Regions from separate parts of the Homo sapiens genome. Here region 2 is linked to region 1. A link is a loop called in an ENCODE intact Hi-C map of the cell type or tissue named here. Cell type or tissue: K562. All regions are shown on one strand. Each heading gives the region's core, and the rest is flanking DNA. Links, peaks and the distances in the headings are about the cores only.

Region 1 (15,393 bases), core at 5,762-9,761:
GGTTAGGATTCAGGTAGTGACTGGTGTCAATCCAAACTTGAGTTTGGGATAGAACAAAGCTGACCTCATTATCTCTCTGACTTTGACCTTATTATCCCAGAACTCTAAGCCCATAACGGAACTGGTCATAGACTCAATACCGTGTCCTCAACAGTCTTTGCCCTGGCTCTGCAAACAAAGGTGCCAGATTTGAGACATATAATATCTTACATGATATAAGCCCAGATAATATTAACCAGCAAAGCAAGAGGAAGAAAGGTTCAATGGACTTTGGAGATAAACCTGCTCCTTTGGGAGTGGCTATCCTAACTCACAGGGCCTTGCTGCGTAAGGAAGGAATTCACATGCCTCCCCTGGGAGACCAGGGTATTTATAGACCGTAGGGGAGAGGAAGGATGGAGGCTCCTGGGAGACGTCATAGAGGATATGCAGAGGAAATGAAACTGCTCTGAAAGACAAACAGGAGGAATGGGGACCTGTGTGGCTATGGGAGAGGATCAGAAGGAATGAAGCAGGATGTAGGGAAAAGGGGGTAATTCTGTGGAGCTGGGCTGGGCTGGGGGCAGGAACAGAGGAACAGTTCTTCACCTCAGAGAATCTCTCTTAGGACTTATTCAGCTAATAAACTGTGAACCCTTCAAAGACATTTGAAATATAGCTGATTATCTGAATTCCACTGACAACATTTTTCAGGAACTTGGGTGTTGTGTCAAGGAAGGCGTATCTGTGGGAACCCCTGGTGTTCCTTGAATATATCAGACGATCTGAGAAGGTATGTAGTTTGCAAAGAAGTTGGAAGAAACAGAGAAATGGAATAAGCATTTCCAGGGCAGTTGGAGCCCATGTGGCAGTGGCTGAAAGGTGTCCCATGGAAGGAATTAGCATGTAGTGACTTGAATATAGTATTAAACACTTGAGATGTGAATAGAGATAATGTGGTTATGCTGCAAAATGGCTACTTCTCTAATTTTTGCAAACCTGATACCGTGTGATGGTTAGTATTTGACTCTGTGTGCTTGGGAAGAGGGCAAGTGTGAAAGACAAGATCTCGGTCTGTGGCCAGGCTTAGGACCTAGCTGGTGATCAGAATTAAGAGGTATTGGACATCAAGACAAGAATCACACAGTTAGCTGAAGAAGAAACCCCAGCAAAGTCCAACAAAGAGATTATTCCCTCAAAATGATTATTAGGATCTTTTGATTCACAGAATAAGTTCCAGGCTAAGTTTCACATAATGAACATCATGTCTCTGATTTAAATGGTCTCACACCCAGAATGGGAAAGTGAACCCATGAATATGGCTTAAGCATCTACTACTCTATGGCAAGCATTGTGCTGGCTGCTCTGGTGGTTATAGATGAGTTAGAAAGCTCAACTCTAGCCGTTAGTATCAGAAAGACAAATACTCAGTAATGAGAGAGTGAAAAATTCATGTTCTCTTGTGGTGGTTAACTGAGCAAAGATAATTTGTCATGAAGCTAGTTAGTGAGGCATCAACTAGCAGCTGGCCCATGCTTTTTTCCCCCAAGTTCCTGTTAAGTAGCTTCAGAGGCAGGGTAAGCTTTGAAGTTCTTCTTAAATACTTTTTCCCGATGTTGCTGCTACTGAACTTCTTTTGCTCATTAATTTAGCTTATGTCTTAAGGAACAAATTAGATGAGTGACAATGGGAAGACTCATTCTGAGATGCTCCAAAAGCGCTGGCCTATGGAATGAGAATCCTGTGCCTAACCACAGTCATTTTGTTGTGCCTATGCAGCCAGCTAGGGGACTGCTTGGCCAGTGAGCGCTACTTCTATGCTGGGAAGACACAGAAGGAAAAATAGGAGTTGGGATTTAGTTGAACCTAGGCTCCGTCCTGACTTTGCCACCAGCTTTCTGTGTAGCTTTGGGTAAGTCACTTTTCCTTTCTGGACCTCAGTTTCTCCATCTGCATAATGAGGGGGTTGGGGCTCTTGCTGTTATGAAATCTCTCTGATTGCTGGCCAGGGTCATCCTTCTTCAGATGTCCTCTCCCCACTCCACTTTTTGCATTGATCCAGTAAAAACAACTACTACACAATGAGGAGAGGGAAGATGGTCACATCTTTGTGTATGTCTGTTAGCTGTTAGTGTTGACCCATCTAAGAACCAGTTGGACAAGTTGTGATGATTTTGCCCAAATAGAGACACTTGATATGGATCATAAACCTAGAGCAATTATTAACAAGAATATACAATTCCTTCTTTCATTCAACAAACATTTATTGAGTATTTGCTTTGGGCAACAGCACTGCTGGTGAGAATATAAAAACGAATAAGACATAGTGTTACTATCTCATATAAGTCAGAGATATATACAAATACCCATGGGAATATGTAACATTTACACAATGCTTCCCTTACTATAAGAACCAAACTCAGTGCCGAGTACTTTATAGGTATTGATTCTTTTAATCCTTTCAGTAACAATGGGAGCTAGGTGCTAGCCCTTTTTTCTGATGAGGCACCTAAGGCTCAGAAAGGTTAATAATTTGCTCAAAGTTACCTATGTAGTAAGAGACAGAGCTGCCTTATTCTAGAACCCATGTGCTTAACCACTATGTACTTCATGGCTTCCTAATTCAAGACAGTATGAGTTAGGTGCTAGAAGTTCAAATAAAGTGATAGGTGGACCCAAAAAGTGAGAAACTGCTTCTTTTTTTTTTTTGGAGACAGAGTCTCACTCTGTCACCCAGTCTGGAGTGCAGTGGCGCGATCTCGGCTCACTGCAAGCTCCGCCTCCTGGGTTCACGCCATTCCCCGGCCTCAGCCTCCCGAGAAACTGCTTCTTGATGTTCAGTGAGGAAAGAGTGTGGGCTTTGAGGTTAGGCAGTGATATAGTTTGGTTCTGTGTCCCCACCCAAATCTCATCTTGAATTGTAATCCCCACATGTTGAGGGAGGGACCTGGTGGGAGGTGATTTGATCATGGGGTCGTTTCCCCCATGCTGTTCTCATGATAGTGAGTGAGTTCTCATAAGATCTGATGGTTTAAAAGTGTTTGGCAGTTCCCCCTCCCTCTCTCTTTCTCCTGCTGCCTTGTAAGATGTGCCTGGCTTCCCCTTTGGCTTCCACCATAATTGCAAGTCTCCTGAGGCCTCCCCAGCCATGTGGAACCGTGAGTCAATTAAAACTCTTTTCTTTATAAATTACCCAGTCTCATGAGAACTCTGCCCCCATGATCCAGTCACCTCCCACCAGACACCACCTCCAACACTTGGGATTATAATTCTACAGGAGATTTGGTGGGGACACAGATCCAAACCATATCAGAGCCCTTTCTTCCTGATCAGTTTCAGAAGGCCAGAGGATAGACCCAAAGGTGGGGGGAGAAGCAGGTCAGGAAGAGGAGAAAACTAACATCCAATGAGCAGGGGACTGTGCTAAGTATTTTACACACATTATCTCATTTAATCTCCCAACCATAATGTCTTTGTCCATTCCTGTTGCTATAACAGAATACTCGAGACTGGATAATTATAAATAATCCAAATTTATTTCTTACAGTTCTGGAGGCTGGGAAGTCTGAGATCAAGGTGCTGGCAGTTTCTGTGTCTGATGAGGGCCCAGTCTGTGCTTACTAGATGGTGTCTTGAATGCTGCTTCCTCTGGAGCGTTCAAACACTGTGTCCTCATATGACATAAGGGACAGAAGGGCAAAAAGGGAACTAGGGTGCCCCTTCCAACTTCTTTTATAAGAGCACTAATTAATTCATGAGGGTGGAACCCTCATGACTTAATCAATCTCAAAAGGCCCTTCCTCTTAACACATCACCTTGGGCTTTTAATTTCAACATATGAGGCCAGGCGTGGTGGCTCACGCCTGTAATCACAGCACTTTGGGAGGCCAAGGCGGGGGGATCACCTGAGGTCAGGAGTTTGAGACCAGCCTGACCAACATGGAGAAACCCCATCTCTACTAAAAATATAAAAAATTAGCCGGATGTGGTGGCACATGCGTGTAATCCCAGCTACTCTGGAGGCTGAGGCAGGGGAATCACTTGAACCCGGGAGGCAGAGGTTACGGTGAGCCAAGATCGTACCATTGCACTATAGCCTGGGCAACAAGAGTGAAACTCCATCTCCAAAAACAAAAACAAAAAAATTAAACATATGAATTTTGGAGGGACACATACATTCAAACCTTAGCACTTAAAAAATTAGGTACCATTATTATCCTCATTTAACAGAGGAAAAAACTGAGCCTCAGAGAAGCTGAATAACTTGCCCAAGGTCACACAGCTAACGAATGGGGTTGAGGGGCAGGATTTGAATTCAGTTATGTGAAACTCCAAAAGCTGAGTTCTTTTTAATGCCTCACACTGTTCACTTTAACCCACAAGAGACGTGGATGAGTCAACTGAACAGCAGTGGCTGGTGGTGACATAGGACAATAAGCAGAACTGAATAGCATGTGGATAGCTCTGATGAGGGGGGCAAGTCACACTTTGAACTCACATAGGTCAGCTATCTCACTTCTGTCCCCAACAATGCACTGAGTCCTACCCTTGCCCCCAGGATTGTCCCTCACCTTGACTGGAAACTGAGTCTTGCTGCTGACCACAGGTCCTGAGCCCCAAATGCAGCAACATTTCCAGAAATTTTACAGCTACTTGCTGCCTCAGGGCAGGAGAGTGTGGACAGTTTCATGTACCTCCTTCCCATCTCCAGAGAAATACCTTGAAACAGTGGTCCCCACATTTTTGGCATCAGGGATTGGTTTCATGAAAGACAACTTTTCCATGGACTAGGGTTAGGAGGGATGGTTTCAGGATGACTCAAGTGCATTATATTTATTGTGCACTTTATTTCTATTTTTTTTTTGTAATATATAATGAAATAATGCTACAACTCACCACAATGTAGAATCAGTGGGAGCCCTGAGTTTGTTTTCCTACAACTAGATGGTCCCATCTGGGGGTGATGAGAGACAGTGACAGATCATCAGGCATTAGATTCTCATAAAGAACATGCAACCTAGATCCCTCACACATGCAGTTTACAATAGGGTTCGTGCTCCTATGACAATGTAACGCCACTGCTGATCTGACAGAAGGTGGAGCTCAGGTGGTAATGGGAGCAATGGAGAGCGGCTGTAAATACAGATGATGCTTCGCTGGCCCATCTGCTGCTCACCTCCTGCTGTGAGGCCTGGTTCCTAATAGAACAGGGAGCCATAGTGGTCCATGGCCCAGGGATTGGAGACTTATGCCTTAAAACATTTATCCTGCTGATATTCATTCAATAGTATCCTGAACAAAAGACAGCACAGTGTTGGGCCGACAGTTGCTCACCTGACAGGCAGTTATGAAGTATCAATTATGTGCCAGGCATTGTGCTAGGTGCTATCACAGCAGTGACCTTAAAGTCTGGCAAATAGATACAGATATTCGAAAACTGGTCATTTCAATCTGATATTAAGATATCTGGGAGCCTACAAGGGGTTCAGAGTGGGCAATCAGAGCTGCGTTCCTTGCCTCATGGGCCTTGACCCCTGAATGGATATGGTGGTGATGGGTCCTCTCTGCAGAATTACAGCAGGCCCGTAGAGCACAGTGTGCAGATGCAAAAGTGTTCCTGATGCACTGTGAGAGGACCTACCAATGACAGGTACAGCCATAGCTGTTATGGAGAGGGCAAAGTCACTGTGGGCAAGGGTGTCCTGAGAAAGAAAGATGAAATCTTGGATCTGGGACTACGAAAACAGATGTGGCCAGGCATGGTGACTCACACTTGTAATCCCAGCACTTTGGGAGGCCGAGATGGGAGGATTGCTTGAGACCAGGAGTTTAAGACCAGCCTGAGAAACATAGTAAGACTCAGTCTCTACAAAAAATATAAATAAATTTAAAAATTAGCCTGGTATGGTGGTGCATGTCTGTAGTCCCAGCTACTTGGGAGGCTGAGGTGGGAGGATCACTTGAGCCTAGAAGTTTGAGCCTGCATTGGGCTGTGATTGCACTACTGCACTTCAGCCTAGGGTAACAGAGCAAGACCCTGCCTCTAAAAAAAAATGGATGTAATTTGGTTAAATGAAGAGAAGGATTCAATTAAAAAATGATTCTCCCAAGTGTCAGATCTTTAAATCTTACTCTAAACGCATGCCTTCAGCTTGGCTTGAATTTCTATTGGTTTGCTTTTATGCTTTTTTTCCCCTCACCTTGTACATTTTGAAGGCTAGGTAGGGTGGGAAAATGGATTATAGAAAAAAGAAGAATGAATGAATGCTCTAACCAATAGAACTTTCTGCAGTGATTGAAGATTCTATTCTGTGCTGTCCAATACAGTAGCCACTAGCCACATATAGGCAATTGAAGCGTGGCCAGTGGAACTGAGGAACTGAATTTTAAACTTCATTGGAAATATGATTAGTGGCTATTGTATTAGAAAGCGCTATGTGTTCCAACCACTTAGCAATATGCCATACACACCCTAGTAAAGGTGCAATTAAATATGAAGGCTTCTATTAACCTAGTTATGGGGGACACTTATTTGGGTGTGCATGGGCTTGCCCAATCAAGGATTGGAGCACCAAGTTTCCTAAAAACAACCCTGCAAGAGCTTATTCTTAATTTGCACGGTACCTTCAGGCACATTATCTCACTTAATCCCATAACAACTTTGAAGTGGGTAGAGCAGAGATTATCACCTCCATGAACCCCAGTAAGTTTAGGTGATGATGGCAAGGCCCTACAGCAAATGAGGGTGGAGACTAGAAGCCAGGTGTTTCTCCTCCTGGTTAGAAAATGCTTTCCATCCAGGCGTGGTGGCTAACGCCTGTAATCCCAACACTTTGGGAGGCCGAGGCGGGTGGATCATCTGAGGTCAGGAGTTCGAGACCAGCCTGACCAACCTGGTGAAACCCCGTCTCTACTAAAAATACAAAATTAGTCGGGCATGGTGGCGCATGCCTGTAATCCCAGCTACTCAGGAGGCTGAGGCAGGAGAATCGCTTGAACCTGGGAGGCGGAGGTTGCAGTGAGCTGAGATAGGGTATTGCACTCCAGCTTGAGCGACAGAGCAAAACTCGGTCTCAAAAAAAAAAAAAAAAAAAAGAAGAAAGAAAGAAAAAAGAAAAAAAGAAAAAGAAAAGAGAAAGAAAGCAAACTCTTTCCAGGGGAACAGTGAAGGGAGAATGGTCTCCTGCTACCCATGTCTGCTACTCATATCCTGGGTCTCAAGGATGAAGAGGGGTGCCATGCTTCACATGCTTTTTTTTTTTACTTGAGTGTGGTTAATGGGCCATAGGCTATTAATGAGAACCTTATCTTATTCCCTTCCTGCTACCTGAATTTAGGCAGTAAAGATGTTTTTGAAAATTTCATTTATATATTCAAAATTATGTATTGAGTACCAGTCATGTCGCAGGTACTGTTCTAGGTCTGGGGACACAGCTGTGAACAAAGCAAAGATCCCTCCCTTGTGGAGGTAACCCTTCTGGTGGAGAGAGACTGATAATAAATACATTGTGTATATATAGGATTTTTGCAACATTTCAAAGATATTTTAAATATGCCATGGTCTCTCATGTCTTTTATGGCACACACGCACCCTGTCCAATGTATCTTTTGTGTAAATCTGGACTTAACACTTCAAGCAAACTGCCTGGCTTGCTGAAAGGTGGAGACACCTTTCGATTCAGTCTTTTAATATGTGTTGAGTGCCACCTATGTGCAGAGCAAGATATTGGGGACTTTGGAGAGATCCAGAAGAGTGAGAAGACAGTATCCTACCTTAGGGGGTTCCCAGTCCAATGAGGGAAGCAGCCCCATGCCTTGGGAGCTCCCAAGCTATAGAAGCAGCTAACAATCGAGTCTGGAAAGGCAAACAACTTCAGGACCCGCTTCTAAAGCGGAATCGCAAGTACACGCAAAATGAATCCAGCCTTGACTGTGTGGAGTTGGGTAAACCACCTGCCTCTTACGTTGATGGGGAACTAGAATGAGGACAGCTCCAGGGAACAAGAAAGGGTAGACCATAGGAGCTGTCCCATGTCCCAACAGTGGGGAGGAGCTGATGGGCGGCCCCTGCTGGATTAGTGTTATCCTGAGAAGGCTTCTGGATGCGATGGGATTTGAGGTGCTGCTGCAAAGAATGAATTGCTCACGGAAGGGTGGGGTGGGGGCATTCCAGGTAGAGGGTGCCTCCTGGGGGATGCAGGGAACATGAGGGGCCTGGGCAATTAATCAAGCCTTGGGCACAAGCCTAGGCAGTCACCCCCAATTCAAAGCCAGTTGAAAATGCAGAGGAGAGAGGAGGGCCAGTGTTTGGTTGTCTTGACCAAACCCTTGAAGCTGGCCAGCGGCAAGGGCAAGGACCAGGGTCAGAGGTAGAGGGCGTGAGTGAAGGCAACCCAGACTGAGTCCTTCCCTAAGCGCCCAGGTTTCCTGACAGCTGTTAAGGAAGCAAGGTGAGAAAGGGTTAAGTGTGCCCCTCCACCGCCCCAAATGCTTCCTGTGTTTGAAATCCTTCAGGTCTCTGCAAACCCTCTGGCCCCCGGCCAGGCGGGCATTGTCCGGGGAGCGGTTGTAGGTTGTCAGAGAGGCCGCGCAGCCTTTGTTGTGGGGCCACCTCGGGGTTCCCTCTCGCGCTCACGCTCGGGCTGGGGCTGCAGAGTGCGTGCCTGGAGGGGGGCGGTGCGGGAGGCTCGCTCCCTCTCCCTCTTCCTGCCCCCCCTCTAGCCCTCCCGATGACCACATGACCAAGTGGGCTCGCGGCCAAGCCACAAGCTACAAAATGCAGCCCCTGGAGTGAGCGGGGAGCATTCTCTCTGGCAGCCGGGGTCACGGGCAGTTGCAGCCGCGGCCGAGCAGCCAGCCGCTAAGAAAGAGCTCGCCGCTGCCGCTCCCGGAGCCGCCGAGGCCAGCTTCGCGGCGCTGCCCCGCGGCGGGAGAGGAGGCTGCAGAAGAGCGGAGGCGGCCAGCGGGAGCGGCGGGGCTCAGCGCGCACACTCAGCGGCCGGGGAGCCTCCCGAGCTCTGCGCCCGCACGCGCCAGCCGCGGCTCGCGCCTTTCTTGGCCTCCGGGCGCCCGACCTCTCCTCCCCCGCGCCGGCTCGCCGGGGCCGCGGCGGCCCAAGGAGCAGCATGAATCTGCGGCTCTGCGTGCAGGCGCTCCTGCTGCTCTGGCTCTCCTTGACCGCGGTGTGTGGAGGTGAGTGCGCGCCCTCCCGCTCGCCCGGGCTGCAGCCGGCGTGCTCCTTTCCCTCCGCCCTATTCGCACTCTCCCCGCCTCCCGGGGAGCCCGGCGCGAGCCGTGCAGTAGCAGCCACGCGCCGGCCAGCGCCAGGCAGCAGATTGACAGAGCGCCCCGAGCCATGGGGCGGCTGGCCACAAGGACTGCTTCTTTTGCGGGGCTCAACTCGGCCTTTGGCATCACCTGCCCGTCACCTTGTCCCTCCTAACCGTCGCTCGCAGTCCCAGGAGCTCAGGACCACAGGTGTGCGCCGCGTGTCCCACGCCCTGCACCCCGCGTGGTAGAGGTGGAGGCGGGGGACATGCCCGCTCCCTCGTGGATCGATGGAAGGAACTGACCAGAGTCGAGTGGGCTGGGCTCCCATGTTGAACGTCTTCTGGTCCCTGAAGGCTGGGAGCCTCCCGCCAGTCCAGGGGCGCGGGAAACCGGGGATGATGTGCCAACATGCAGACGTGACACTTGTTGCATAGGCAGGAGTGCGCGGAGGGGGTGGCGGCATGGAGCCCAGCTGTTGCTCCTTTCGGCCTGCATGTGTGAGCAGAGGCAGCCTCCCCCAGGCAGGGCCGGGCCCAGCCGGGCTGGGCTGGTCTTCTCCTCCCTAACCCCAAGGTCCTGGCTGGTCTCCTCCCCTGCACAGGATGCCCTCCCCATAGCCTCCATCCCACCCCCAGAGACTTGGTTCTCTTACATCCTGGCTCCAGCCTTCCTTTCTGTCCCAGGCACGGACATGCTTCACTTTAGTCTCCCTGCCGCTAGGCACCAAAGGAGGAAGCACAGCACCTGACCCGACCCCTCCCTGCAGCTCAGGAAAGGGGAGTCCTTTTGCCCTCACCTGCCAATACTTGGCACTAGTGCCCATGTCCGCCCCTAGCCTGGTCCCCAACCACGCCCCAGCAGCCCCATCCCAGGCTGCCTGTCCTCTGTGTCAATGTCTCCTGGGGCTGCCAGCTCCCACCTCCAGCTGCCACAGTCCTATGATCTGGCTGTCATTGCTGCCTGCCTGGCACCACACAAGGGGAAGGCCAAGACCAGGTGGACTAACGCCAGGACCATGGCTGGAGTCACAGGGAGGTGGGAGCAGAAAGAAGGAGAAGGCAGGGCAGTGAGTTTCCTGGGGCAAGGGCACAGGGCCCTAAGTGGTTCCAAACCCTCCAGAACAGGAGGATGGCATGCAGCCCAGGAGCCTCCGAGGGGCCCAGCCAGCTCTGCCTGCCTCTCATCGCAGGCCACCTCCTTTCTCTGCTCTTGCTTTTTGGCCCTGCTGTGGCTCTGGGAACACTGCCTGGCTTCTCAGAAAGGTGCAGTGGTTGGGGCTGGCACCTCCTGCCTCCAGGTAGCTGGCCGGTGATTTCTCTATTCAAGACCTGAACACGAAGTGAGCCACCACCACAGTAAGAAGTGGGTAGGCTTTTTCCACAGAAACTCCTGTCAGGCAGGTAACAGAGGGAGCAAAAGATACGAATGTAAGATACGAATGATACACCATACCAGCCTATCCTCAGGGAGCCTACCATCTGGTGTCATTGGCAAGGCATGACACTTGCACAATACCACCACAGGCAAATAGTCCAGGGTGGTGCCTTCAGGGAAGAAGAAGACTGGGTGCAGAGAGTGTTCCAGAGGAAGGTAGGGCTCCTGGATCTGCACACTTGGTGCTCCCCCCAGAGGCTGTGGGGAGACCCCTGGCCAATAGACAACCACTCAGACCCTCCTGGGTCCCAGCCATTGGGACAGTACTAGCAAAGGGGAGAGAGCTGGTTTCAAGGGAAGGGAAGTCAGCCAGGATGCCCGAACACCATGTGGCTGGTCCAGAGCCTGCCACTTCGTGCTTTAATTCCCCCGTCTTCATTAGGTCATCTGTCCACTGTGATTTGGATAAATTCGTTGCCCTCACATTTTGCTCAAGCCTCGTGCTGGAAACTTTCAGGGCTCTCACTGACTTCTCTACTCCCTGACTTCTCCTGGAGCCAAGGAAGGGCATGTCCCTGGAAGTGGCCACCAGCCAAGGGTCCAGGTACACATGTCCTGCTCCCGCTGGCTCCTGTCCTGGGTTAGAAGCAGGAATCCCAGAACCACTTTGTCCTTGGCCCGGACTGGCATGCTGTCCCCAGCCAGAGTCCCCAGTCAAAGTTCCAGCCTGAAAACCACACTTCCTCCTCTCCACAGTCTGTCCTGACTTGAAATGTCCACCCCCGACCCCTCTCCACGCTGCCTCTCATCACCCCGCTACCACCACGTACACTCCTCCACTGCCTCCTGACCTGGGATACACTTTGCTCTTGTGAGTCTGAGAACTCCTGGTCCAGGGCCAAGTGTCCCTCGGTCTCTGAGCACCCCTCTTTTTCCCCTTCTCCTCCCCCTCCGCAGGCCCAGCTCAAAGCCTGCAGTCACAGTGGGAGTGTGAGGAGAGCCTACTGTACCCCTCCTGCTCAGGGAAGGGCATCTCTACTCCATCCCCAGTCCTCAGCACTAAGCACCCGTGTAACCTGAGCCAGGCCTCTCCTCGCAAAGAACTAAGGCAAGGGAAGCAGAGGGCCACCAGACAGAGCATGATGTATCCCAGGGCAGCAAAGCTGGCACTGGAGACAGCACAGGGCCCTGGAGAAGGCGACTGGGATGGGGGGCTGGGCAGACAAAGAGACACATGCAGGACCACAGAGCAGTGGAGGGGCATTGCCAGCAGGGTCCCCACCGGAGCATACGTTTGGGCTTTTAAAGTCATCACAAGACAGGCCAGACTGAGAGAGGAAAAACAGGTGCGTCATTCCTGATGAGACTGGCATGTTCCTGAAAAGTCGCAAGTACCTCTTTGTGCATTGGCAGGGTTGGAGTTCAGATAGCATGAAAGTCAAATCCTGTCCTCCCCCTGACTGTGGTTCTCAGCGTGGAGATGTTGTAGCTTCGTGGCTGATGGCACTTCAGCAGGCAATGGCTCCAATCTCTCTAGGCTCGAGATTGTTTGGAGGATTGCTCCAGCCTCCTTTTACGTAGCAAATGAGCTGGAAGAAAATATTTAAGTGCATTAGGGCTGGCCTCCATTTCTAAAGGGGAATTCTTTTTTACAGTCAAGACTTCTGCAGTGATGAGAATCAACAGCCTCTAATTTGTTCCTTTGGACAGCATAAAGCCAGGGTTTCAGATGTCAGCTTATCTGATGGTGAGCCAGACTCAGAATCAAAAGTAGGAAACAGGTGGGTGACGGGCTCAGAGTGCGGGAGGAGCCAGCAGATCTCGGTGATGCTGAGGACAATGAGTCCCCAACGCAATGGGAGGGATGCAAGAAGCCTGGGGCTGCTCTCCAGGGCCCGGCTGGGGGTTCAGTCAGCTCAGAGTGGTTCTTCTCTGCAGACCTAGAGTCTAGACATCTTCCTGGCCAGAGCCACCAACCCTGCTCCCCATCCTGACATATGGCCTCTAGCCCTCCCTTTCTGACTGCCAGACACTCACAATCTGAGCACCTGGAGATGATGCCCTCCCCCTCCTGGCACCATGCTTCTCTTCTCCATGTCTGCCACCACCCTGAGCTACAATGGCCTGCACCACTGCCCCATCCCTTCTGCACCCCCAGCAGTCGAAGGTGCAGAGGTGAGAGCCAAGTGTTGACTTGGTTCACTTCACAAGGCCCCTAGGTCCTTCCCCTGCTCCTTATCAGCATCATTCAGATCCGCCCTCAGTGATCAGGGTGAGCCTTGTGGGGACCCCAGAACTCAAGGCAGAGGCTGAAGCAGCTGCAGTGGGGAGCTTAGTGAAGGTCTTTCCTTCCTTTCCCTCTCCAGCCCCAGCCCCCTCACAGATGGCGCCAAGAGGGTAGCTCTATGACAGTCAGACAGAAGCAGCCCCCTTGTTCCATCCATACTTACTGCTCCAAAGTGCTAAGATAATTCTTCTTTTAATTCTCATAGGTTATGAATTTAAGGGATAAGTTGGCACGGAAGTGTGGCTAGTTAACCAAATGACCCAAGTCAACAGCGGGGTCCTCATGGGCCTGGCAATTTTTCTTGGGGAAAGAGGGAAGGAGGGTGCAGGCTTGGAGAATATGTGTTTATGTGTGTGTGTGTGGAGGGGGTGGGTATGTCTGGGTGTGAGTGGGGAGAACTGCAGGCTCAGAAGCCTGGGGGAAGAGGGCCCTAAGGCCAAACCCACCCACTTTTGGCCCAAGAGGAGGCTGAACACTTGGAAATTGTGTGCAAGCAGAGGAGGACTCACAAAAACCAAGGAGCCAAGGAAGGAACAGAGCGTGGGGATGTTGGAGGCAGAGGCAGAGGGGAAGGGGGAGCTGCCAGGGGTATGATTGGGGTGTGAGCAGCCAATGGGAGGCTCTATGGAAACTGTGAGCAAGTGGTGGGAATTCCTGGGTAGATGGCAATGGGGCTCGAGGGACAGGGATCTAGATGCAGGCAAATCAGATGGTGTGCAGGGGGAGAGAGACTGTTATTCATTATCTCTGGCCTCAGATGCTGTATCTGCACAGGCCTGTACTGGACATTGCACAAGTACCCTGCCTGGCTGCCTCTTCCCCAGCACCATCTCATCTCCACACACTGCCTGCCACCACCAGCCAGGCTTGTCTTGGGGGTGGCAGCTCAGCTTCCCTGCATGGACTGCAGGCTTCACGAGAGTCGGCCTGCATGCCTTTTCCCTCACTGCACCCAAGGATACCCTGCACCACTTGGATTCCATTGTCAGGGCTCAGTCTGGTGTCAGGAGGCCTCTACTCTAAGCCTCCTGACAGATGTGGACAGATGTAAAGAGGAGCCCCAGAGTGCAGAATAGAAGCCAGCTGGGATTGAAATGGAAGGAATTTACATGAGACACAGGATGCAGGGTGTGATCTGGGAATTTCAGGAGGTAGGGCATTGGTGGGGAGGTACCAACTGCAACAGCCCACCCCCCTCCTGGTGCACAGACATGCTGCTGAAGGTGACCATTGTTTCATTTATTCATTCTCAAATATTCATGCAATATTTATTGGTCTCTAAATCTGGTCTCAGGTCTCTAAATCTGGTCACAGCATGAGGCAGGCTGAGTCAGAGACCTCTCCCCCTTAACCCGCCTGGCCCAGCCCCATCCACTGGGAGGACTTGGCGCCCTAGAGATGCCTAACCACCGATGAGACACCCAGGGGCGAGATATGAGCTCCCTAGTACTCACAAGTGGGTCATCCTGCATATCAAAGGATGTAGGAGTACAATGACGTGATGTTCGGGATTTGCTTTAAAATACTGCAGTCAAGGAAAATAGAAAAGGGATAACTAAAGCATATGTGACTCCATCTGGATAACTGTTGAATCTGGGTGATGGGTCCATGGCGGTGGGAGGGTCATTGTAATGTCATATGTCTGAAATGTTTGAAGTGTACCAGTTGCAGGGGTGCCGTGGTGATTACTGCCTCCTGCCCCCCAGCCAAGTACAGGCGTGACAACCCAAAGTGCACACCCCCCAATGACGTTCCAAAGAAAGAACCCACTTGTGCCTGTCAGAAACATGATATAACTGTCAAAAGGACAGAAAGTCAGCTACATCAATGGCAAGATGTGAGTAGTAGGTTCCGTTTGTCCCAGGACAGTGCAGAAATGGCAAATTTTCCCTCAATATGAAAAAAAGAAACAAAGAAAATCTATGAGAAGTGCCACCACATGGACAGACCACCCCTCCCGCGGGCCTGTGGTCTGCAGCCCCTGCCCGTTTCCAACAACCTTCCTCACTAACAGGCTTTCTCCTTCCTGCAGGGTCCCTGATGCCGCTTCCCGATGGGAATGGGCTGGAAGACGGCAATGTCCGCCACCTGGTGCAGCCCAGAGGGTCAAGGAATGGGCCAGGGCCCTGGCAGGGAGGTCGGAGGAAATTCCGCCGCCAGCGGCCCCGCCTCTCCCATAAGGGACCCATGCCTTTCTGAAGCAGGTACTTGAGCCTCTGTTCAGTGGACAGTGCTAAAGCGGAGGGAGAAGGACAGCCTAGAAGCCGGGTGATCCTGCCGCTCATCACTGGCCAGACACATCCATCAAACAGTCCTGGCGCCACACTCACAGAGGCTTAGAGCTGGCAAGAGAGCTTATGGGGCAGCTGTCTAGCCCCTTTATTTTACAGACGATCTCCTCGTCTGAGGCCTAGAGAGGGGCTTGATACTTGGGGCCAGTCTCCCTTCCACCCTGCTGCCTGGGGTTGGGGAGGCTGGCCTGC
Region 2 (15,393 bases), core at 6,966-10,965, 71 kb before region 1:
CTGTGGCAGAGCTGGGACTCAAACCTGGGTCTGGGGAACTTAAAAGCCCATGCTCTGTCCCTTGGACCTCACAGTCACCCCAATCTGAAGATCCTCCATGGCTCCCACTGCCCTCAGGGCAGAATTCAATCTCTTCAGCTTAGTGGCCAAGGTCTTCCTCTCTAACATTATTCATCTCTTCTTGTCCACATTCTCTCCATCCATCAAAGTCCAGCTCAAAATTCATCTTGTCTACCAAGCCCTCATCACCTCAAATTCATCTTGGAGACTCCCATAACATTTTATGGGAGCTTCTGTTTTCAAACCCTGACATTGACCTTTTTCTTTCTCAACAACTCTTCTGTCGTAGGTCACCCATCCCCAAGGGCAGGAGCTTGCTTTTTATAAATGTTTAGACCTGGAACAGGTCCTATCCAGGACAGAGCCCAGCAAAGAGTGGGCTCAGCACAAGTTTGTGGAGTTGATGCAAAACCCCACCATTGTGTGGCCTAGCCTCCCCATCCTTAACCCGAAAGGAATACTCTGAATGGAGGGCAATTTTCCAGCCCCAGAAGGCTGCTGTGGTGCTGTTGGGTGCCTCATCCATCACATCTGCCCTGCTTTGATACAAAGCTACCCTGCCTCTGTGTGTGTGTGTGTGTGTGTGTGTGTGTGTGTGTGTGTGTGTGTGTAGGGTGTGGTCACACAGCAGGGGGAAAGAGCTCATTTCATGGCATTTGATCTTTGGTGCTATGAGGCCCAAGACCTCACCCAGACAGCCAGGCATCAGAGAAGGGAGTTTCTGTCCTCAGGGCGAGGGTTGGACGTCCTTCGCTGTGGTTGGTGGATCCAGTGGTCAGCTCCTTTTCAGCAGCTCACAGCTGCCCATGGCTCCTCCTTCTTCTTGTGAAATCTGTTGGTGATTGTGTTAGACCATTTTGCATTGCTATAAAGAAATACTTGAGATTGGGTAATTTATAAAGAAAAGAGGTTTAATTGGTTCACAGTTCTTCAGGCTGTACAGGAAGCATAGTGCTGGCATCTGCTTTTGGGGAGGCCTTAGGAAGCTTACAATCATGGAAGAAGGCAAAGAGGGAACAGGCATCTCATATGGCAGGACTGGGAGCAAGAGAGAGAGTGAAGGGAAGGTGCTATACACTTTTTTTTTTTTTTTGAGACGGAGTTTCGCTCTGTCACCCAAGCTGGAGTGCAATGGCGTGATCTTGGCTCACTGCAACCTCTGCCTCCCTGGTTCAAGCGATTCTCCTGCCTCAGCCTCCTGAGTAGCTGGGATTATAGGCGCATGCCACCATGCCCCGCTAATTTTTGTATTTTTAGTTGAGATAGGGTTTCACCATGTTGGTCAGGCTAACAACCAGATCTTGTGAGAACTCACTTGATAATGCAAAGACAGCACCAAACCATGAGAGATCCACCCCCATGACTCAAACATCCCCCCCCAGACCCCAATTCCAACACTGAGGATTACAATTCAACATGAGATTTGGCAGGGGCACGTCATTCCACCTTGGTCCCTCAAATGTCATGTCCTTTTCACATTGCAAAATATAGTCCTCTCTTCTCAATAGTCCCCCAAAGTCTTAACTCATTTCAGCATTAACTCCAAAGTCCAAAGTCTCATCTGGAAATGAGTTCCTTCAACCTATGAGCCTGTAAAATAAAAAACAAGTTATTTACTTCCAAGATGCTATGGGGGGGATAGGCATTGAGTAAACATTTTCATTCCAAAAGGGAGAAATTGGGCAAAATAAAGGGCTACAGGCCCCATGCAAGTTTGAAACCCAGCAGGGTAGTCTTTAAATGTCAAAGCTCCAAAATAATCTCCTTCAACTCCAGGTCTCACATCCAGGCCACACTGACACAAGGGGTGGGCTCCCAAGGCCTTGGGCAGCTCTGCCCCTGTAGCTTTTCTGGGTTCGGCACCTGTAGCTGCTTTCACAGTTGTTGAGTGCCTGTGGCTTTTCCAGGTGCAGGGTGCGAGCTGTTGGTGGATCTACCATTCTGAGGTTTGGAGGACCGGGGCCCCCTTCCCACAGCCCCACTAGGCAGTGCCCTCAGTGGAGACTGTACATGGGGGCTCCAACCCCACGTTTCCCCTCTGCACTGTCCTAGCAGAGGTTTTCCATGAGGGCTCTGCCCCTGTAGCAGGCTCTGCCTGGGCACCCAGATTTCCTATACATCTTCTGAAATCTAGGCAGAGGCTGCCAAGCCTCCTTCACTCTTGCACTTTGCACACCTACAGGCTTAATGCCAGACAGAAGCTGCCAAGGCGTACAGCTTACACTTTCTGAAGCAGCAACCTGAGCTGTATCTGGGGACCTTTCAGCCAAGGCTGGAGCTGGAGTGGCCAGGATGCGAGAAGCAGTGTCCAGAGGCTGCTCAGGGCAGCAGGGCCCTAGGCCTGGACCATGAAACCACCTTGGCCTCAGAGCCTGTGATGGGAGGGGCTGCCTCTTAGATCTCTGAAATGTCTTTTTTAGTTATGCAAATATCTCTAGCAAGTGGTTACCCCACAGTCTGCTTGAATTCATCCCCTGAAATTGGGCTTTTCTTTTCTATCACATAGTGAGGGTGCAAATTTTCCAAACTTTTACACTCTGCTTCCCATTTAAATAAAAATTCCAACATTAAGTCATTCCTTTACTCCCACACCTGAGCATAGATTGTTAGAATCAGCCTAGTACCTCTTGAATGTTTTGCTGCTTAGAAATTTCTTCCACCAGATACCCTAAATCATCAATCTGAAGTTCAAAACTCCACAGATCCCTAGGTCATGGATGTGATACAGCCAAGTTCTTTGCTAAGGTATAATACAGGTGACCTTTGTTCCAGTTCCCAATAAGTTCCTCATTTCCATCTGAGACCTCAGCAGCCTGGACTTCACCGTCTACATCACAAACAGCATTTGGGTCACAACCATTTAACTAGTGTCTAAGAAGTTCCAAACTTTCCCTCATCTTCCTATCTTTTTTTGGAGGCCTCCAAACTCTTCTAACTTCTGCCCATTACCCAGTTCCAAAGCCCCTTCCAGATTTTCAGGTATCTTTATAGCAATGCTGCACTTCTTTGGCATCAATTTTCTGTATTAGGCCAATCTTGGATTGCTATAAAGAAATACCTGAGACTGAATAATTTATAGTGAAAAGAGGTTTGATTGGCTTACAGTTCTGTGGGCTGTACAGGAAAGCATAGTGCTGGCATCTGCTTCTGGGAGGGCCTCAGGAAACTTACAATCATGGCAGAAGGCAAAGAGGGAATAGGCATCTCACATGGCAGGAGCAGGAGCAACAGAGAGAGTGGAGAAGGAGATGCCACACACTTTTAAACAACCTGATCACTTGAGAACTCACTGACTATCATGAGGACAGCACTAAACCATGAGGGATCTGCCCCGTGACCCAAACACCTCCACCCAGGCCCCATCTCCAACACTGGGGATTACATTTCAGCATCAGATTTGAAAGAGACATATATTCAAACATTATCAGTGATTATGGTTCAGGAACTTTGCTAGTGAGACCCAGTGGATCTGGCTAGAGCCCCGTGTAGGCCAGTTAGCTTGGTTCACTTCAGTGGTCACAGACTAAGTCAGATCCTGAGCCCTGGCTGAGTCCAAAGCCCAGCCAGGCATGTCACAAACCTATGCTGCCCTCTCAGGGGCCTTGCACTGCATAAGGATGCATGGCGATAGCACCACTGGGGCTCACCAAGGTTCTAGTTGATTTCACTCAACCCTTCATTTGGTGGTCTTTGGGCACTCTCCCAACCTTCTGTCCTCTTCAGGAGCCTGATCTCTTTACTTCTCAGCCATCTTATGCCCCTCTCCTTGCCATCTCCACTCTAGCCATATGCCATTCTTTGAGTCCCTCTTACAGTGTCTCCTCTAGCAACAGGGTCTTTGTTCATTTCTCTTCACCCAGAATACCCACCCTTCCTTCCTCTCTTTACTCTGTGAACTCCTCTTCCTTCCAGTCTTGCCTCAAATGTCATTTGGTCTGGAAGCTTTCCTTGACCTCCTGGCGAGGTTGACTTCCCCTATTAGTTCTGTTACTGCCTTTGTCACAGGTCCTGTCATCTGCCTTTCAACACTTCCTCAGTCGTGGAAAGGACCACAGCAACTAGCTCATGGCTGCCTCTCTGCAGCATGTCTGCCATTACCATGAGTCATATCAAGGTTCCTGTCAATGACCCATCTAATGTCCTCCTTCTTCAAGTCCAAAGCTCCTCAGCTCAAGGCCCTTTCTCCTCCACTCCTCCTCAGCCTCCCACAACCAAAGTAGCATCTTGGGCCTTGCCACTGCTTGGGATCACTGTCCTTTGACATACTGAACTCCAACCCCCCATTCTCCGAACACACCCTCCTGTGCTTCTCTCCTTCACTCTTACTGCACCTGATTTTTGACTTCACCAAAACATCCTGTTCCTTGCCCTGCGCTCTTCCTCTCCACTTATCAGCAACCCTTGGTTTCCCTTCCCTCTCTATTTGGCTCAAACTACATAACCCATCACTCCAACCTCGCTTTTGCTAGCACATTTAACTCTCCTGTTCCTTTGTGCTTCCACTCCATGTATCCTGCCAATGTCCATCCCCAAGTAAAGCATGCTCCCATCCCAGGGTCATTGCATATACCATTCCCACTAACAGGAATGCTCTTTTTTTCAGATGCCAACATGGCTCATTCCTTCGCTTCATTCAGTCCTCTGTTCAGATGTCCCCTTTTCAGAGAGGACTTCCCTGACCTCATTATTTAAACAGTGCCTCTGTCACTCTTTATTTCCTATTCTGTATTATTACCTCTTCAGAGTATTTTCCTGACATTATATTGTGTACCTATTTGTTTATGTTTGTCCACTGTTATATCTCAGGGCCTAGAACACTACCTGGAGCTTAGTAGGCATTCATAACTTTTTATTGAATAAATAAGTAAACCCCAGGGCATTTGAACCATCTGTCTTCTCTACAGGAGAATATATCCCAACCCTGTTGGTTGGGATCACTCCAAATTTTTGGTGTCCAACCTCGGCAGGCCTCTTGGTGCTGCTTGGCAATCCTTTTCCCTGTCCTGAGTCAGCTGTATTTTCTGTTGCCCTTGTGGGAGATTCCAGACCTTTATCCTTGTCCTCAAATCCCTACCCTGCTTGCATTTCATGATTGATGGACCTTCAGGTTGTTTCTGACTTTGCATTGTTACAAACAGGGGCCATGAAAATTCACGCACATGAAGCATTGCTCTAGGATCCATATCTAGAAGTAGAAAAGCGTACAATTTTGTCATGTCAATAGATTCTGCCAAACTGCCCTCCAAGAAAAGCTGTAGCAAATCACACTTCTACCAATAAAATAGCTGTTTCCACAATGTCTTCAACACTGGATAACATCAATGGTTTAAGGTTTTACCAATTTTATGGGTGAAAATTGGTCTCTTGCTGCTTTGTGTTTACCTGCTGGCTGGTAAAGGTTGACTATGCTTCCTTATGTTTTATTTGCCTTTTATTTTTTTCTTCATCTTTGAGTACCCATTCCTTTCATTAGCCCATGTTCTCATTGGGTTGTTTGTTTTTTTCTTATTAACTTAAAAATGAGATCTTTTTATATATTATGTGCATTCTTCATTTATCTGTTTGACAAATATTTATATACCTCAAGTATTTTCTCCCTTTTAACTTTGTTTTTAATTTTAGAGACTGAAATTTTTTTTGTGTAGCCAAAAACCTATCAAGATACTCTTATAATTTCTGGGACTTGTGACTTACTTAACAAGGAAATACTGTCCTATATATTCTCACAGTTTCATATAATTTTTTTGTGAGTGCACGTGTATTTAGCTCATTAATCCATTTGGGAATTGTATTTGGATATGACATGAGGTACAGATTTAAGAATATTGTGCCTTAACCCCCCACCCCCAATTTGACACTAATTGTCCCGTAACCATTTATTGACGAGTATATCTTTTCTTCATTGATTTTCAATGCCTTATGTAGTGCATATTATAGTCTCACATATACGTGGGGTTGTACTAGACTCTTTTGTTCCATTGATCTATGTCGCGGTGCCAACATTACACTGCTTTAATTACTATAGCTTGTGTTGTGCTTTGATAGCTGGCAGTGGAAGACTTCCTGCCCATTTTTTAAACACTTCTCTGTCATATTGCATATTTCCTTCTCTAGATGATCTCAGGATCAGCACATCAAGTCCTATAAAAATTCCTGTTATGATTCAAATTGATATTGCATTAGATGTTTGGATTAATCTGGGGAAAATGTCTGAGTTTTTAAAAACATCCTGGAATATACCTTATCTTTTCATTGATTCAGGTATTGTATGCCCTTCTGTAAAGTTGTCTATGCCTATCCTCGCCCATAGTGGTCTGATCTGAGCCCCGACCACTCCACTAAAGGAGCTCTTGCTAGAGGCATTAATGACCTTTGTGGTGTTCGCTACTGAGAGATGGCAGGTTATGGGGATGTCTTTGTCCACTCCCCTTGAAACTGGGCAGGGTTTTATGAGTATTTTGACCAATGGCAGGTGGTGAAAGTGAACTTTCCATTTATTTAGGTCTTCTTTAATTTCTATATGCAATGTTTTGTAGTTTTCTGTATACAAGTCTTTCACTTCCTGGGTTAAATTTATTGATAGATATTTTATTCTTTTATGTACTACTGTAAATGGAATTATTTTCTTCATTTCCTTTTGGATTTTTCATTGCTGATGTACAGAAACATGGTGTATTAGTTAGTTTGGGCTGCTGTTACACATTGCCATAGATGGGGTGGCTTGAACAATGAACATTTATGTTTCACAGTTCTGGAGGCTGAGGAGTCCAAGATCAAGGTGCTAGCAGATCAGGTGTCTGGTGAGAACACTCTTCCTGGTTTGCAGATGGCCATCTTCTTGCTATGTCCTGATATGACAGGTGGAGAGAGAGGGAGGGAGGGGGTAGACAGAGATGGGGCTCTCTGGTCTCTTCTTATAAGTGCACAAATCCCACCAGGTGGGCTCGACCCTCATGACCTCTAATCACCTCCCAAACTTCCCCATCTTCAAATACCATCACATTGGGGATTAGGGTTTCAACATATGAATTCGGAGGCACACGAGCATTCTGTCTGTAGCACATGGGACTCTTTCTCTTGGTCTTCAGTTGCCATACAAGCAGGTCTACTCCCCGGAGACCTCCAGGCTGTGAGGAAGCTCAGAGTAGCCCCTGCAGAGAAGTGGCATGGAAAGGCCCTGAGACCACAGGAAGAGAGAGAGAGAAGGCCAGCCAGCCCCAGGCCAGCCCCCAGCTCCCCGCCACCCAATGTTCTAGCTTCCAGCCCCTCTCTGGCTGCAACAATAGGTGAGACCCTGAGCCAGATTCCTTGCCCACCCCAAATTTCTAACCCACAGAAACCATAAGAGATGATAGGATAATACCATGATTTGTGTTGCTTTAAGCCACTAAGGTTTTTTGTTTGTTTGTTTGTTGTTTTGTTTTTACATGGCAATAGATAACGAGAACAGCCTTCTACTTCCCAAATCTAAAGGGCCATTTTAAGGCTAATGACTTCTCTGTGGTAGTCAACTTAGCAGAACTGTTCCCTCATTGAACCTCTCCTTTTCTTTGACTTCCTTGACAATTGTTCCTGGTTCTCCTACATCTGTGGCTACTTTTTCTTAGTCTTTTTCCTACACTTCTTTTATTCTCCCTTCCCCTTAAATATTGATGTCCTGGCCTCAGCCCTCTTTTCTTCTGATGAATTACACTCCACTCTCACCCATCTCCAAGTCGGTGCTGGCCCAGGTCTCTTTCCTGAGCTCTAGACTCATAAAACCAATTGCTGGCTGGGCGTAGTGGCTCATGCCTGTAATCCTAGCACTTTGGGAGGCCAAGGCAGGCGGATCACGAGGTCAGGAGATCAAGACCATCCTGGCCAACATGGTGAAACTCCGTCTCTACAAAAACGCAAAAAATTAGCTGGGCATGGTGATATGTGCCTGTAGTCCCAGCTACTCGGGAGGCTGAGGCAGGATAATTGCTTGAACCTGGGAGGCGGAGATTGCAGTGAGCCGAGATCGCACCACTGCACTCCAGACTGGCGACACAGCAAGATTAAAAAAAAAAAAATTGCCTACTGACCTTCCCTACCTGGATGTCTCTTTCTCCATATGTGCAAAATGGATCTCTTCATTTCCCCCATGCCCCAACATGTCCCTGTCCACCCAGTTGCCCAAGCCAGAATTCTGAGGGTCATTGCAGACCTCTCCCTCCCCCTTGCCTTGACACCATGTCTTGTCAAGTCTACCTCCTACATGTATCTAAAGATCATCACTTCCTCTGCTTTCTGCCCTGGACTATTGCCATAGATCCTAAATGATTAGTCTGCTTTCACTCTCTTCCCCTCCAAGCTACCCTCCACACTATGGCCAGTGGTTAAGAACACCAGCTTTGGGGCTAGGTAGATCTGTTTTTGTGCCCCATCTCTGCCATTCATTGGCTCTGTGACCTTGCGTAAGACATTCACTTTTCTGAGTCTCAGATTCTTCATCTTTAAAATGGAAGTAATAATAATAATTTTACCTACTGGGAAGGTTGATGCCAGGATTCAATAAGAATGCATCCTCAGCATTTTGCACAGTGCCTGGCACACAGCAAATGCGTAATAAATGATTGCAGAATGTTTGAGAAGGGGGCTTAGATGAGAGTATGGATGGCTCTAGCAGCTTCCTTTCTTTGCTGAAAATAACAGTTCTGAACTCATGGACTACACCAGATGTGGCTTGGCTGTCGAGTCTGAATAGGAAAGACTGTGCATTTGTCCAGATTAAGGGAGAGCACAGATATTGCAGAGGGCATCTGAGTTGTATTCCTGAGGTCACAGTGGCAGCTAGGGCCTGGAAAAACTGACAGGTCCTTGGAAGCTGACATAACTGGCCCAACTGGAGCCAGCACATCTGGAACTAGACAGCAGAGGGCAGCAGAGGTTGGTGCGATTGCAGTTCCCTGGGTTGGAGTTGGGGTTGGGGAGGAGAAACCTAAAGGAAAAACTTGGGATCCAAATGGGGGTTTGGCTAGAGGAGCTGTCCAGAGGATAGCAGTGCTCTTGAGCATCCTTTCCCTTAGGGCCTGGGATGAAGATGATTAAGGAAGTAAGGCTGCTTGGGAGGAAAAGAGGAGGCTAAGATTTAGAAGTGGGAGCTGAGTGAGTGAGTTGGAACTTTTACAAAGTATACTAAGAAAAGTGAATCTATCCTAGTCTTGTCTATTTGGGCCTTTGCTCATTTCTAGGAATCCCAATGGTCCTTCTATGGGCAGAGTTATCAACTGGGGACCCCAGAGGGTGGAGATGCTTTTATGTGTGATAGATGATGAGTTTGTAGTACAGGTAGGGGCCACATCCCTAAGGTATGAATAAAAGAAGCTTCAGGCTCATGAGGAAACCAAGGCCCAGAGAGGGGAAGTGACTTGCCTAAGGTCATATAGTTAGGATTAAGAGTGAAAGCCAATATTTACTGAAACGTTCTAGGTATTGCTGAACACATTCCATGCATTACCTCACTTAATCCTCACAATAACCTCATGAACCAGGATCAGGTGTTGTATCATCACATTTTACAGAAGAAGAAACTGAAGCACAGAAAGGCTAAGCCACTTGCCCAAGGCCAAACAGCCAGTCAGTGTTGCACCAGGATGCAAATCCAGGCAGCACAATTCCACGGCCTGTGAATGTAACCACCACATTCTGCTACTTGCCTAGGTCAAAGGTTAGGTTTCTGTACTCCCAAATCAAGGCTCTTACCAGTATAGACAATTACTCTATATTGTCTTGGATGGAACCCAGTTTCAGTACGTCAAGTCCTGGTCTCAAATTAAGTACACTAGAAAGGCAGTTTGCTACTTTAAATGGAAGCTCAGTTAATCCTTTTGTGAGGTAAATACTGCCATTTTTCTTCTCCTATCTATAATTTACCTGCATTGTGATGTTTCTACACTGTGCGAACTGTCCAGGGGACATATGGTTGGCATGCTTCCTATAGAGCGTCACTGCTGATACAGGTTCTGCTTTAAAGGGCTTCTTTCCCAGTCAGCTCTAGATTTCTCCTGAGTTGCATTCCTATACCACATTGTTACTGTAGTCCAGGGATGGTGAAAGAAAGTCAGTTAAAGTAATGTTTTCTTTAAAAAAATTCTCTATTTTGTTTTCCTTGTACTATTGCTTGTTATTGAGCAAGCAACCATTCTTATTCAGTGTCTGTCTGCATAGAGGCATTCATTCATTTATTCATTCATTCATAAAACACTTGCTGGGCGCCTGCTATGTGCCAAGCACTTTGCTAGGTCCTAGGGGTACAGTGATGAACCAGGAGAGCATGGTCCCTGTCCTCATGGAATTTTGAGTCTAGAAAGAAAGTCAAATCATCCCTCTCAGGTGCCTCTAACTGAAATTGGGAACCGCCCATCTTCTCCGTCACCGTTGCCTTAGCTTGAGCTCTTATCATGTCCCTTCCTTGGATCACTGCAGCTGGTCTGCCAGTCCCTGTTTCTCCCAACCCCCACCACAGCCTGCACACAGCAGAGAGCAGCAGACAGACTCCACCTTTGAAAACATCCCTTCAAACATGTCACATCCTTCCCCTGCTCAACCTGCTCAAAATCCTTCAATGACTCCCCATTTCCTGTCAAATGACATCCACATTCCTTCACCATCTGGCCCGATTCAAGCAAGTTCATGAGCCCATCCTGCCCTATCCTCTTCTCTATAACCTCATTTCCTACCTGGCCATCTGCTTTAGTAGGTTTTCTTACTGTCCTCATACACTTCCAGCTCATTCTTCACCTTTAGTTCCATCTCCTCATATCCTACCTATCCTACAGAAGCTCTGACTGGGGTACCACCTTCTGTAGGAAGCCTCCCCAAGGACTCCCTCCTTCCTCTGCTCTCCCTTCTCTGTGATCCTGGGCCCAAGGCCTGAGCTGGTGCGAAGATTAAATGACATGCCATTATGGGCAAATTCTTTGTATTGCATCATGGGAGACTTCATATCCATTCTCATAGCTACCATTTATTAAGCACATGTTCTCTGCTAGCCAGTGGAGCTCAATGGCTTAAAGAAACCATTTCGTTGAGTCCTCATAACAGCTTGTGAAATAGACAATATTGATTAGGTCCATCATTCAGATGAGGAAATTGGCTCAGGGAAGTTGTGTATCTAGCCCAAGATCACACTTATAGATAGGTCCATCTGGGGATCCTGTGCTCCTTCCGAAGGTGGTCCATTGGACTGAGCTGGTTTGAATCCCAACTGTGCCTCTTTTTAGAAACCTGTAGTGCAACTTTATATGACCTTTCAGGTCTTTAACTCTTGATTTAAAACTTTCTATTAATATTTTCCCTGGTCCTAATTCTCTGCTTTTATTTTGTCATTATTTTTTCATTGTCATTAACCACCTCAAAGTCTTTGGGAAACAAGGTGGGGTAATTAAATTAAATGCATGAAAATAAAATTGTTTCCTTGGCTCCACTTATAGTGCCCAAGAAAGAATTGGGAACCGGTGCTAGGCGAGCATCGTCTAACCTTGTGCTCTGCAAGGCCTTGAGGAAAAGGCAATCCAAATTAGAAGCCAAAGGTCAGTTCTTTCTGCGAAATAAGAGTCCATGCCAGGTTCCCTATCAACATGCCTGACTGTGGCATGGACTCTATTTCCTTCCATAGTTTTATTTTTATTTTTAAGGAGCCATCAGGTGGTAATGGATGATTCATGCTTTACTTACTCTTCTTGTTTATTTCCCTTCCTCGACCTTCAGATTTTTTTCCCCTTAATGTTTGTTCCGGGTTTTGACAAAGCACCGAGGTACTTGACTTACATTGGTAACTTTTTTTTCTAATGTCTTCTTAGGAAAAAAAAATGAAAGGAAGTGACAGTATTCCAAAACCATCTTTTATTTTATCAGTGGATGGATTGCACCTGCTGCTCTCCAATTGTTTCCTTTTACAGTAAAACCTCATTAGAAGACACTCCATGAGTACCAAATGGGGATAGCTTGGGCCCTGTCTGTCTTGACTTTGTCCACTCTCAACAAAGTCATAAATGAATTGAATAAATGGACTCTGTGCACTGAGTTTCTATACTTCAAGGCAGCAAACTTTATCATTTCCTTGGTAGGACCATTTGCATACAAATGATTGATGCTGAGGATTCTTTTCATTTCATTAAGGCAAGTCTCCTAAGACCTCGATTAGGCTACAACTTGTTAGCTTACTTGGAGCTACTGTGAATTATTCAAAACAATAAAGCTTCATTACTTTACAAGTAACCTACAATACAGATGGTTCACTAATTTGAAAGGCTACCTCCAATTAGTTTGAATAAGTGAGGTTGGACTGCATTCAACAGCAATTTATTGATTTCTTTCATCATACAAATCACTCTCCCTAGGCAAGAATTCTTTTTAATAACCCCAGTACTCCGTGAAGACTGGAACAGTGGCATCTCCCTCAGAGACAAAGATGTGGTGCCCACTCACCTGTCTGAGTTGGAATCTTACTAGTAGAGGTCACTTGCACTGATACACCCACACGCTTAAAATCTTGTTCTTAGTGGCTAAAATTCAGGGTCAATATATGGCTGGGACAGAGAATTGGTTCTGTGTGATGCTGGCCAAGTTGCTTTACCTCTCCAGGTTGGAGTTTCTTCACTCTGCAATTATATACTCAGTCTGTGAATGAGACTAAGGGCAGCCCATTACCAAGGTTTAGGCTCATTCTCTGAACAGGTTTAGGGAACATTCTAGGCTGGGGTTAGTGCTCAGTCAGTGGCCAGGGTTAGAGCTTGCTTTGTGGATGAAGAGCTAAGTGAAGGGGACTTTATTTTCTAATCCTAACTGCCTGCTTATAGGTAGCGCTATGCTCTACCCCACTGAGCTGAGGACATAAGACACCAGTAGCAACGAGGCAAGACTGGAATTATAGGACAGGGACACTTAGGAACATAGGGAAAGATACTGGAAAATTTATATTCCCTGTCTAGTACCTCAACATTTTCTGTAAAGACGGCAAGAGGGAGAGGCTCACTCGCAGTCACTGACGTTGCAAGGAATCATCAGATTCCAAATAATTATTTGCAATTGGTGCATTTCCTTGCTGTGAATTTCTTTCTCAGGGACTCTGGCCATGGGGTGCTGGTGGGATCTGTTCCAGTCAAGTTATCTATTCTCTATGTCTCCTATGGGTGTGGACGAAAGGAGATGGGCTGGGCCACCTTGGCCATGTTTGAGTTAACAAATGACAATAGAATTCCTGCTTAGAATGCTAGGGAAATAGGTTTCTTTGACCTCCTGGGAGGAATTGTAATCACCAAGTTTTCAAAAGGCTAGGGAATCTTAACTGAAGGCTGCTTTTCATTTGAGACAGGAAGAGACAGACACGGAGGGTGAGACTGATAAGTGAAAGGGCGTGAAGCACCATTTCCCCCTTCAGGATGCTGGGGCTGGGCTGGAGAAGATGCAACCGGAGGTGGTGGTGGTGATGGCGGAATCCACTGTGCCTGACCTACATGCTCACAACCACCCTATGGGCTCATTACCATATTACTCCCACTTTACAGATTAGGAAACTGGGGTACAGAAAGAAACAGAGGTCACCCTGCTAGTGAGTGCAGTGCTGTAATTTGAACTCCAGAACCTCTGAGAATTATGGTTATTGGAAATACCAAGTCAATTTGGAATAGCAGGAAGACAAGGAGAAGAGATGGAGGGGGTTATGGTATCATGGTACCTCAAGTGCCCAGAGGTGGCCTCAGTGCCAAGAGGTAGCACAGTGCAGTGGTTAAGAGCATACACTAGGAACCCCACAGTCTAAGCTGACAGACTTGGTTCAAATCCCAGATCTCCCACTTTCTGGCTGTGTGACCTCAGGCAAGTTACTTGACCTCTCTGTGCCTCGGCTTCCTCATCTGCGAAATAGAGACAGGGATAATAATAGTACCTACTTCATGGGATTGTTATGAGGCTTGAATGAATCAATGAGGGAGAGTGTTTAGACAACACCTGACACCTAGCAAAAGCTACCTGGCTGTTTAACATCTAGTGTAGTAATGAATTGCCCACATGCTGGGTCTGTGGTTGGCTGGGGGATCTTTGAGCCTCAGCTTCTCCCTACAACCTACTTTAGAGTTGATGTGAGACATAAATGAGGCAAGGTACATGGAGAAGAGCACACAATGAGCTGTTTAGCATTACTATATCAGCCCTTTATAACCCAAAGGTAGAGTCCACATTGGTGTAGCATCTGTGAGTTCAAATGTTGCATTAAACGAGTGGGTCAGTGGCAAGGTATGAAGATAACCTTTTCTGATCTGCAAGGAATTCTGTTTTCTTTCAAAAATTTTTAAGAGACAGGGTCTTGCTCTGTTGTCCAGCCTGGAGTGTTGGGCTCAAGCCATCCTCTCACCTCAGCCTGCCGAGTAGATGAGACTACAGGCACACGCCACCACACCTGGCCGGTTTAAAATTTTTTTTGTAATAATGGGGTCTTGCTATGTTGCTCAGGCTGGTCTTGAACTCCTGGTCTCAAGTGATCCTCCCACTTCAACTTCCCAAAGTGCTGGGATTATAGATGTGAGCCACCGCGCCGGGCTGGAATTCTGTGTTCAATCTAAGTGACTTTAGAACCTGCTGACACACAGTGAAGAGGGAAAGGGCCATGGCCTCAGATACCATTGGGCCCAGATCCACAGCCTCAAGAATCCACACCCTTGGTAGAGCCAATGGGTGAGAACTCAGTCTCCAGAGCCAGACCTGTCTAGGTTCAAATCCCAGCTCTATCACATATTGTGCGACCTTGGGCAAGTCACTTGGCCTCTCTCAGTCTCTGTTCCCTCATCTGGAAAATGGGGGTAATATTTGTGCCTTCCTCATAGTGGGTGTTGTAAGGATTAGCTCCATGGACACATGTGGAGAGCTAAGAGCAGCGCCAGGCACGTAGTATAATATTTGTTGATTTATTTCCAGAGAAACCAGGGATATGAGTGAGAAATGAAGGAAGGCTGTGGCGCCCCTCTCCACCCTCTCCCTTTCCCCACCGGCTGGAAGATGCTCCTGTCCAAATGGGAAATTGAGGCCAAAATAGCACAATAAAGGAAAGGAAGCGCTCCAGGAGCAGATGGGCTCCCACTCACCGTCCTGAGGAATGTGCTGACTATTCAGGAACAGGCCTTTGGCAGTCACTTAACACAATCACGAAGCAAAGGGAAATGATCAAGTCTGTCACCAGGGTCAGTGCCAATTTGTTTAAGAACGTGGTGAGGCTGAAAAGGAGGATGTGGGGAATGGGAGGCCCCGAACATTCCTGGAGCCAGTTTGCAAAACCTCCCGGGCAGCAATCCCAGGTGCGTGTGGCTGGAGACC

The links. Hi-C counts contacts between places; a loop is a spot of excess contacts. Peaks named below come from ENCODE experiments on the same cell type or tissue, not always from the same donor. Only the 100,000 strongest peaks of a DNase experiment are listed, where the experiment ranks them.
Region 2: it touches region 1 in a loop (3.0-fold over the local background); 29 of 110 quality-filtered maps call a loop at or near these places.

The regions. Positions count from the first base shown.
Region 1 is chrX:129,648,342-129,663,734 of GRCh38, reverse strand. APLN (apelin) reads left to right here and starts at 8,779. Exons shown (of 3, transcript NM_017413.5): 1 at 8,779-9,171; 2 at 14,943-15,114. The coding sequence starts at 9,105. The coding sequence ends at 15,109. RefSeq lists enhancers at 7,596-7,655, 7,666-7,755, 9,448-9,507, 13,282-13,781, 13,782-14,283 and silencers at 8,938-9,017, 9,108-9,157. In K562, for the core only: a CTCF peak has its summit at 7,688; no DNase peak of the experiment used is centred there; H3K4me3 peaks cover 1,062 bases; H3K27me3 peaks cover 2,115 bases.
Region 2 is chrX:129,720,124-129,735,516 of GRCh38, reverse strand. LOC124905214 (a long non-coding RNA gene) reads right to left here. Exons shown (of 2, transcript XR_007068327.1): 2 at 6,628-7,211. Among named protein-coding and RNA genes, the nearest start is that of XPNPEP2, 11 kb to the left of the region's middle. In K562, for the core only: a CTCF peak has its summit at 8,956 (motif pointing right); a DNase peak (open chromatin) is centred at 8,966.